Regions from separate parts of the Mus musculus genome. Here region 2 is linked to region 1. Evidence: chromatin contacts called from ENCODE Hi-C or POLR2A ChIA-PET data. All regions are on one chromosome and are shown on one strand. Each heading gives the region's core, a stretch centred on a gene start or an enhancer-like site at or near the end of the contact. The rest is flanking DNA. Distances are from core to core; before and after follow the strand shown. Region 1 overlaps Gm40961 (a long non-coding RNA gene). Region 2 holds the start of Smad5 (SMAD family member 5).

Evidence for each region. Hi-C counts contacts between places; a loop is a spot of excess contacts on that map. ChIA-PET counts read pairs that join two places held with the same protein, here RNA polymerase II (POLR2A).
Region 2: a map of heart shows a loop between it and region 1 (2.7-fold over the local background). The contact joins the promoter of Smad5 here to the enhancer-like site in region 1. A Hi-C loop is called at or near these places in 5 of 37 maps with a recorded cell type or tissue (all heart). POLR2A ChIA-PET finds 5 or more read pairs at or near these places in 3 of 5 experiments (Patski and embryonic stem cell).

What each region holds. Positions count from the first base shown.
Region 1 is chr13:56,659,764-56,664,433 of GRCm38, forward strand. Gm40961 (a long non-coding RNA gene) reads right to left here. Exons shown (of 2, transcript XR_873496.2): 2 at 3,914-4,670. Among named protein-coding and RNA genes, the nearest start is that of Gm40961, 3.4 kb to the right of the region's middle. Within about 2 kb of position 2,833, at least 1 of the 3 ENCODE cell types and tissues checked has a DNase peak (open chromatin) inside an H3K27ac peak, as active enhancers do; it is heart, where a contact is called at or near this core.
Region 2 is chr13:56,700,436-56,705,105 of GRCm38, forward strand. Smad5 (SMAD family member 5) reads left to right here and starts at 2,575. Exons shown (of 7, transcript NM_008541.3): 1 at 2,575-2,696.

The DNA.
Region 1 (4,670 bases), core at 1,583-4,082:
GCCCCTGATTAAATGCTCTCTTTTATAAGTTGCCTTGGTCATGATGTCATCACAGCCATAGAGAAGTATCTGAAACACACCTTCATTCATTATAACCCTGAACTGAAAGCTGAATGTTCACAAACAGGTTGGTTTTAAACAACCTGTGGGAAGGGAGTGGGGAAATGAGACTCTTGAAAAGCTGTTCTCAGAGTCAGACTGCCGCAATGCTCTTGAGTTCAGCTGGGCCTGCTTGCTGTCTATTGACCTTTCCTCATACAAGGAGCCCTGGGAGGGCCATAGTTTCCTCACCTGAGTACCCAGCCACTCTCTAACCAGTTGTATGCAATTCTGCCCTAATTGCACATGGCCTCAGGGTGAGGGCCTTAGCCGTACAACAGCTTTGAAAGACTATGGAGGACTACATGCGTGACCGGCTGAGAGTCATCGTCCATGATGGGTATAAGCCTTCCAGTGTGGCTATTTTAAGTCGTGCTGATGATGGCCCATTCACTGCTCTGTAAGTAAGCTTAATAAATTCACTGGTTCCCCAGGGTCAACTTCGGTGTGATCACACCTGGGTTTGCTAGTTGGTGGGGTAAACATTGTCCCTCCCAAGGGAGGAACTTTAGCAACAGGCAAGAAGGAGCATGTTCAGGGTCATACGGCCTTAGATAAATTTTAGCAACAGAAACTTGCATTTATGATTTGAGATCGACGAATCTCCAAGTAATTACATGAAAAGGAAGATACCTAGAGAAGACAGTGCTGCTATTTGGTTCTTTAAACTGGTCTATTCCGTTAGAAGATAAAGTAGAGCAAAGGTGCCTGAGAGTGGGGGGCAGGGGTGGGGGTGGGGGTGGGGGTGGGGTGGGAGTGGGGTAGAGCCGGAAGTAGGAGAATGGTGTACCAAAGGGGCACTGAGGAGGTCTTTTGGAGTCTTTGCAATCTTGATTGTGATATTTTCAAGGGTCTACGTCAATGTTTCACAACCTTCCTAACGCTGCAACTCTTTAATACCTTAGGTCATGGTGACTCCCCCTCCCCAACCATACCATTATGTTCATTACAACACTATAACTGTAATTTTGCTGCTGTGATGAATTGTAATGTAAATATCTGTGTTTTCTGGTGGTCTTGGGTGACTCCTGAGAAAGGGTCATTCAACTCCCAAGGAGATCAAGACCCAAAGGTTGAGACCCATTGTTCTGTCAGGTCCAGCTCATTGCCTGCCAACTCAATTTCAGTATTCTTCAGAAGACTCTCCACCCACGGGGCTCCTTGTGTAGCTTTGGGCTGCGCAGAGTAGGGATGAGCCTAGTCGTGGAACCTCAGGAGGAAGAGCTGAGCTTTAAGATGAGAAGCAAAGGGGCTGGAGAGATGGTTCAGCTGTTAAAAGCACTCATTTCTTTTCCAGAGGACCCCGACTTCGGGTCCCAGCACCCATGTCATTTACCTCACGACTGCCTATAACTCCAGCTGCACAGGATCCAACACCTCTGCCCTCCACAGGTGCCTGCACTCACGTATGTACATACCCACAGACAGCTACACATAACCTAAATAATAAAAAAAAAATCTCAAAGAGATGAGGAACAAAAAGCTTGTCCACGGTGGGGTGTGTGTTGTGTGTGTGGATTTGGATGTGTGTGTGTGAATGTGTATGTGCATGCGCATGTGTGTAAATGTGTATATGTGTGTATGTATATATGTGTGTGCATGTGTATAAATGTGTGTATGGGTGCATGTATGTGTGTGTGTGCATTTGTGCATGTGTGTGTGAATGTGTATGTGTGTATGCACGTATACATGTGTATATATACGTGTGTGCACATGTGTAAAGATGTATGTGTGCATGTACGTGTGTGCACTTGTACATGTGTATGTGTATATTATATTCATGTGTATAAATGTGCACGTGTGGGTGCATGTGGGTGCATGTGCATACATATACATTTGTGCATGTGTGTATGTATGTTCACGGGAGACAGAGAACTGAAACCTTTCTCAATTACCCAAATACCCACAGGTTTCAGAAATCCATCAAATACTGTAACTAACAGTGAATGTTTATGATCGCCCACAATTTTTTTTATAGATTCTCGACAAAGAGATAAAGTGAGGCTCTTGATTCTTCTAACACTGTCCTACCATTTTAACAGAAAGAGGCACAGCTGTCTCAAGTCTGTTGCCCAAATTACACAGCAAGGAAAGGTTAGAGGCAGATATGTGGGACTTAAAATGGCCAGACCTGTTGTGTTCTCTCTAGGACAGGCCCCTCCCTATAAGCAGTTCCCAACCGGGAGGCTACAAGCCTTTGAAGGCAGATGGGTGGGTGCTGGGACAATGGCTCAAGCCTGTTCAAGTGCTCAGCCCTCTTAGGTTGGCTATCGTGCATAGAACTATATATAGCACATTGTTGGAAAGAAAGTAAGATTTGCTTTTTGAAGGTTCAGGGGATCCAGACAACCCGAGTGATCCTGACAGCCCCGAAGGAGGGGCTGACAAGACATTGTCTAAAGCACAGCTGGTGTGTGGTGTGGGCAGGGGAGGTGGCCTGCTTCAGGAAGGACTAACACTTCACTCTGCTCAAAATAGAGACTGGCCATTTCCTGAGTGGGAGTTAGCTGAGCAGGGAAGAGTACCCAGCCCTGAAGCCTCTGACCACAGTCTCTCAGCCAGAGAGCAGAAATTAGACAAATGCGCATGGTCCCTGAGGTCTCTGGCTGGGCAGGGATGGCAGGCGAGGTGATTCTGTGGCTGCTTTACTGCTAAGGAAATCAAGGCTGTATCCCTGTAAGAGTGTGAATGCCAAGGACAGGCCTTGAGGAAGCCTTGCTGTTGAGTCGACCTGGCTTCAGGGATTTTGGAGAGGACCAGGGAGGACGCTGTAGGGCACAGTGTACAGTGTGCGCATGCGCGTCCAGGGAGGCAGTTCTTTGAGATGCTGGGCATGGAGGAAGTAGATGATTCTCACATGGGATGTGAGCCTACAAGGAGGCAAAGGCCAGATGATGGCTCTGGTCATGCCAGTGAGCACCCAGAGCCAACAGCCACCGAGGAAACACTAGAGCTGATGCAGAACCCCCACAGGACATAGCCCAGTTCCTGTCATCAGTTTTTCATAGCGGCTGAAGCCCCGGTAGTTAACTAGGGAATACTCTTCTCTGCCAAACAGCTTCCAACCGCAGCCCCTGTTCCAGTCCCACGGGATATCCCCAAACCCCCCCACAGACCCCGTCACTCGAGACTTAATTCTTAGTTTCCTCTAATCGGCCGATTATCAGGGTTAGTAGTGAACTAGAACCCTGAGAGACTGATAGTCACTTCTCATATTGGCTATATACCAGGCGTCATTCTAGATGGCTGACTGCCTCAACAACAGTAGCTGACAAGCGCTGGGTCCTCACTAGAGACCTGGTGTTGTGCCAGGTGTTATACTGACTGTGAAATATAGTGCCCACCCGCCATGCAGCATTAACCCTCTGTGGTTACTTTTGAAGACTGGCTCATTTTCAAAAGAAGAAACCCTTTGGGTTCAATGTGCTAGTCATTATTTTGTCTCAATGACAATACCTGAGGGAAATGATTTAAAGGAAGAGAGAGTTATTTTACATCATGGTTTCAAAGTTTCAGTCCACAGTTGGCTAGCTCCATTGCTTTGGGCTGAGGGGAGGCGGATGGCTGGGCTGCAGGAGGGGGTGTGTGGTGGAGGAGGCTGCTCACTTTGCAGCAGGGCAGGAAGTAGGGGATGGATGGGAAGGATCAGAGACAGGATCTGTTTTTACACAGGCTTTCAGTAGCCACCTTTCTCCAAGTAGGTGCCCCCAGAATACCATCATACCATGAACCTATCATGGGATTAACCCCCTGATCTGATTGGAGCCTTCAGAACCCAGCCATCCCTTCATCTGTATCTATCACCTGGAGACCATTTCTTTAACACATGAGTATTTGAGTATTTCATATCCAAACAATGGCACAATCAATAAGGGACAGATCCTGATCCACGTCGGCTGACTCTACACTGTGGGGTGTCATTTGAAAAAATGCCTGTAGAGTTATTTTGGAAACAGGCAGTTTGAGTGAAAATGGATCCCACAGGCCCCTAGGGAGTGACATTCTTTGAAAGAATTTAGGATAGGTGGCCTTGTTGAAAGAAATGTGTCACTGGGGGCAGGCTTTGAGGTTACAGATGCTCAAGCCAGATCCAGTGTCACTCTCTCTTCCTGCTGCCTGCTGATCTGGTTGTAGAACTCTCAACTACCCCTCCGGCACCTTCTCTGCCTGAGTGCTGCCATGCCCCCAGCTATGATGACAATGAACCAAACCTCTGACCTGTAAGCCAGCCCCAGTTAAATGCTTTCCTTTGTAAGAGTTGCCATGGTCATGGTGTCTCTTCACAGCAACAAAACCCTGACTAAGACAGTCACTATTACTTCATTCCCTCATCCATGCATCTGCTCTGGACATTCACCAGCAGTGCCTCCAGCTTTGCTACCTAATGTTTCTAATACCTCCCCCGAATTCTACGGATGCTGGTCTCACGCTGTGAAAATCCGTCACATTGTGCCTTGGATGTCCTAGCTAATCTTCTGCTGCAGTGGTCCAGAGCACCACACAGAGTACACGAGGCCTGTGAAGCTATGACAAGACAGTCCCCGGTCTGTGCAGTCCCCATCTGTTCTGCA
Region 2 (4,670 bases), core at 1,325-3,824, 40 kb after region 1:
TTAAAGGAAATGTAATCAAGTACAAAGGATTTGGAGGTTGAGGTTTCTTGCTCTTTCACGTCACCATGGGAGCTGTGTAGTTCTTAGCACAAGGAGGTCATTGTATACATTTAAGGCAGTTGTTCTCAGCCCGTGTGTCAGAATCCCATTGGGGGTTAAACAACCTTTTCACAGGGGATGCCTAAGACCAGCAGAAAACACAGACATTCATAGCAATAGCGAAATTCCAGTTATACAGTAGCGAGAAAAATAACTTTATGGTTGGGGGGTCACCACACATGAGGAACTATATTAAAGAGTCACAACATTAGGAAGGTTGAGAACCACTGATTGGGGTGTTTATATCATCTCTGGCATCTACCTGCTAGGTTCCCATGGCCATGCTGCCTGGGACAACAGAGAAAGTCTTCAAATTGCAAGGCAGGGGACTGTGTTTCCTGGCTGACAACTGCAGGGCTTAATGATCCAGAAATCTTGAAATTATGTATGTGTATATATAGATATATATACTTTATATCTATATTATTTATCATATTTCTCTATATAGTTATATATTTATATTATTTATATTACTTATGATATATATTTACAGATCTTGATTCCCACTGCATGCATCATGTATCATCTGGTCAGATCACACTGTGCCACATTTGTTCTTAGATTCAGTTGATTACCCTAAGCAAGACTTCTTTATGCCTCTGGCAAGCCTGACAGTAATCTTTGACAACTGTATACTGGGCCCTCTGAGTTCTACATCCTGTGAAGTTTAGGTTACTTCTCAATTCTCTGGAAGAGTCCTACTGGCTGCTAAAGCCCCCATGCTTCCTTTCTGTGTTATTATCTCTTGTAACTGAGGGCCTGGCCTGAATGTACAAAGCCACCCGAGAGCCTGGAGTCTCAAGTTAATTTGCCCAGTGTGCAGATACACAGTTGAGGAAGTGAAATACTTGCTTTTAGGATTATACCCACGGTTCGGGACAGGACCCCAGTACTCACGAAGTGTTCTTACAAATATGCACACAATTTGTGAAATGATTTTTAATAGTTTCTTGAAGTGAGGAACGGCGCTGATACACACAATATTAAGCAAAGTCGGCTGCAAACATCAGTTCCGAAAAAAGGGCATTCTTTCAGTAGGGTTATAGGTACGTCTGGGAGTTGTAAATCCATGCCAGGCTCCAGAAGCCATGCCTTCCAAGGGCCGGTAACAGCAAAGACTTAACAGCCAGGAATCAGTAAGCCAGGCAGTGTTGGCGCATACAGAGTCCTCCTGCGCAGAGTTTATGATGTAGTAAAGAAGTTTAAGATGGAGACCTGAGATTGCACACTGATGGCCTGTAGGCTATATTGGGACCATGGGCTTGTTTTGTTTGGCTTGTACCAGGGTGAGTCTTCTCAATGTCTAAAAAAGAGAAGGGGAGGGCAGGTCAGGGAGCCCAGGAAAGAGACAAAGAGGCAGCTGATCAGATAAATGTGTGATTTCCTTTTAGTATAGAAAAAGATGCATTTCCAACTTTCTTCGAAAAGCCAGAAGATCTGCCAATAATGGGCGGACACTGCCACATTTCTTCCTGCGGATGGTTGGCTGCAGTCACAGCTGCTGCCTTCCCTTGGTGCTCTCTCTCTAGTTCCCCAGCTCTGGCCGGATTCTCACCTATCACCCTTTGACATGGCTGCTTCCATAAACGCCTCCTCACGGCATTTATTTAATCTCTTCCAAATAGAAACAAGCCGTTGGAGTCTGGAGAAACATGGAAACCGCCGCATTTGTGTGTCAAGTGAGGTGACCCTGGTTCAGGCGGAGGAGGTGGTAATAAAAGTGAGGAGAAACTGTCAGAATTAGGGATCTACAGAATTGATATTGGAGGATGGGATTGACTGGGAAAGGTTAAAAATAGTTCCAATTTACTCAAAAAGAAAACCGGTGTGTGTGTGTGGGGGGGGGGGGGATCAGTTTTAAAGACCTTTAAAAATAAACACGAAACTATTTTAAAAAGCTTTCCCTTGCTGTCCAAGCTGACCGTTTGGAGGGGAAGAGAAGCCAGACAGCCGGATTAGTACAGAGCTACCCTGTAAGACAGCTCGAGCACCTCTAAGCCTCCACTTGCTGAAGCCTGAGAGCTCAAGGCGCTCCCGGCTTCCAGATGTGGGGCGGTGTCCCGTGAACAGCTGGGACTGTGTCCTGAGAAATGGCCACTCGTCCTCAGCTCCGGGTTCAGCACTATCTCCACCTGCAGAGGATTTTCCCCCTTTGGGAGCAATATTAAGGCTACATCTAGTAAGCTGTGTGGTATCTGATGCTCAGCCAGAGGTCTCTGTCTCTTAGGGTTTCTATTACAAATCAATGAAAACGGCGAAGTTGTAGCTGAAGATACTTTTTAACGCTTTAGATTGGCTAGAAAGGTCTCCAGCTCTCCAGAGCGAGGACGACCGTTTCGCTATAAGGCGGGTGAGCTTGGCTAACCCAAGTGCCACTTCCAGGCTCGCTGCGGACAGCAGAAGCCAGGCCTCGGCCACTCCCGACGCGCATGCGCCGGCCGCCGCGGCCCTCCGCCGCCGCCCCCCCTCCCCCTCATCATCCGGGTCCCCGGCGAGCGGGCGCCGAGCGCTTGTCCCGGGGCCGAGCTGCTAATAAAGTTGCGGCGCGTGCACAGCGCGGCGACGGCGTGAGGAGAGCGCGCCTGGGCGGCGGGGAGGTGAGTGAGGGGCCCCAGGGCGGGCGCTCGGGGCCCGGCGGAGGGACAAGCGCCGGCGGCAGCGGCCCGCGTGAGGCTGGAGGCCTAGAGGCTCCCCACGCGGGACCTGACGGCACGGGACGGGGCTCCGCGCAGCGCGGGAGGCCCCGGTGCTAAGGAGGCCCCGCGCGGCCGACGAGGCCGGCGCGGACGAGGCCGCTGCCACCTCGGCGCGCCACCGACGCCCGGGCCCGCGCGCGGAGCCGCGCAGGCGGCCTAGGCCGAGCGCGCGCCCCGCCGCTTTGTGTCTGGGAGATAAGGATCCGCGCTTATCGGTGGGAATTACACTCCGGCCAGCCGGCTGGCGGCGACCCGCCCCTGCGCCCGCCCGCCCGCCCGCCCGCCCGCTCGCCCGCCCGTCACTCTCCGGACGTCGCAGAGGCTCCCTCGCTGCGCTAAACTTTGTGTGAGGAAGCGAAGCAGCTTTTGTCTCTGCCCCGGTCCCGGTGGTTCCCTTGGGCATGCGTGCCCAAGTTCAGACTCCATCCCCTCCCCCTGCCCTTTCTCCTCTGCGCTTCTGGCTGCGCCGAGCCGGGAACCCTAAGCTCTGGGAACTTCCCCGGTGGCGGCCGTCTTAGGGTCAGAGCATGCTCAGTGGCCCGGACTTTTCGGTTGCAGAAGGAGCTGGCGGGGATGGTCGAGGTATTTGGAGGTGTGCCAGCGATCCGAAGCGTGTCTCTGTGTGTGTGTGTGTGTGTGTGTGTGTGTGTGTCCGGTTTGTGATGGCCCCGGCGAAAGGAGTCCCGGCCAACCTGGAAGGCAGGAACGGCCGAACACTGTAGGCTAGATCTTTATCTTGATCGTAAAAGACAGTGTTTCCTGAGCAGCTGGAGGGGGGTGGGGGGTGGGTATTTCTGGCTGCTGCTGCGTTTAGATGGGTGTGGTGCTAAGTATATCTTGTTTATCTTTCTGTGGAAAAAGTTTTGAAGTCTGGTGGAGTTGATCACATCATGCCTGTTGCCTAGCACTATCAAGTGTATGCCTACCTAGCAACGGACACTGGGCGATCAATGGAATTTGTTGGTTGCTTTGACAGAGGCTAAGCGAAAGGGTACATGTGATTTCTTTTCTTTCTGACAGGGTTTTGCTAGGCAGACCTTGAACTCTGGCCAATCCTCCTGCCTCAGCTTCCAAGTGCTGGGATTACAGGGGTGAGCCATCACCAACTCTGGCTGTGTGTTTCTTTTTTAAACAAAGAGTGCTTGGATTTTCTTAGTGTATGGGAGTTACCGTTAAAGTTGAAAACCCAGTAGGTTTAGAAACGCTTAGAGTAGTAGTTGAGGGTTTCTGCTAGATGCCAGCCCATAATGCCTGTTGTATGGAAACAGTTCCTCCATGGAGCAGGACGGTTTCACACTCAACTGCTCTATCAGAGCTTATGATCCAGATGAGGTTAGTAGCAGTAGTAACAAATCACATTATTCCTTTTACCCTTTTTGGTAACATTTTCCCCCTCTAAAATGAACCCCAGAAATTATAAAATTCCAAAACAACTTAGAAGAATTGGTCTATCAAAATCTAACCTATATAAGGTTTGTACATATTAAGCTTAGAGGAAAAATAGTTTTGTAGCCATGCATGGTGGCCCACACCTCTAATACCAGGCAGGTAGACAGGTGTGAGGTCCAGGCCATCTGGGGGACTGCATAGTGAGGCGAGTATGATTGCTAGGTGGTGACCTCCTTGGCACTCTCCTTCTTTAGTGTTTCCCCACTCAGTCCTTTAGATAACTGTTGTTACCACTTCAACTTCTGCAGTGTCTTTGTCACAAATGCCGTTCATCATTTTGTCACTTCCTGTAGGTGAATCTTTTCAACTGACTTTTCCTTCCTTCCTTCCTTCCTTCCTTCCTTCCTTCCTTCCTTCCTTCCTTCCTTCCTTCCCAGACAGGTGTTCTGGTGACCCAGACTGGGCCCAGACTTGCTATGTAGTCCA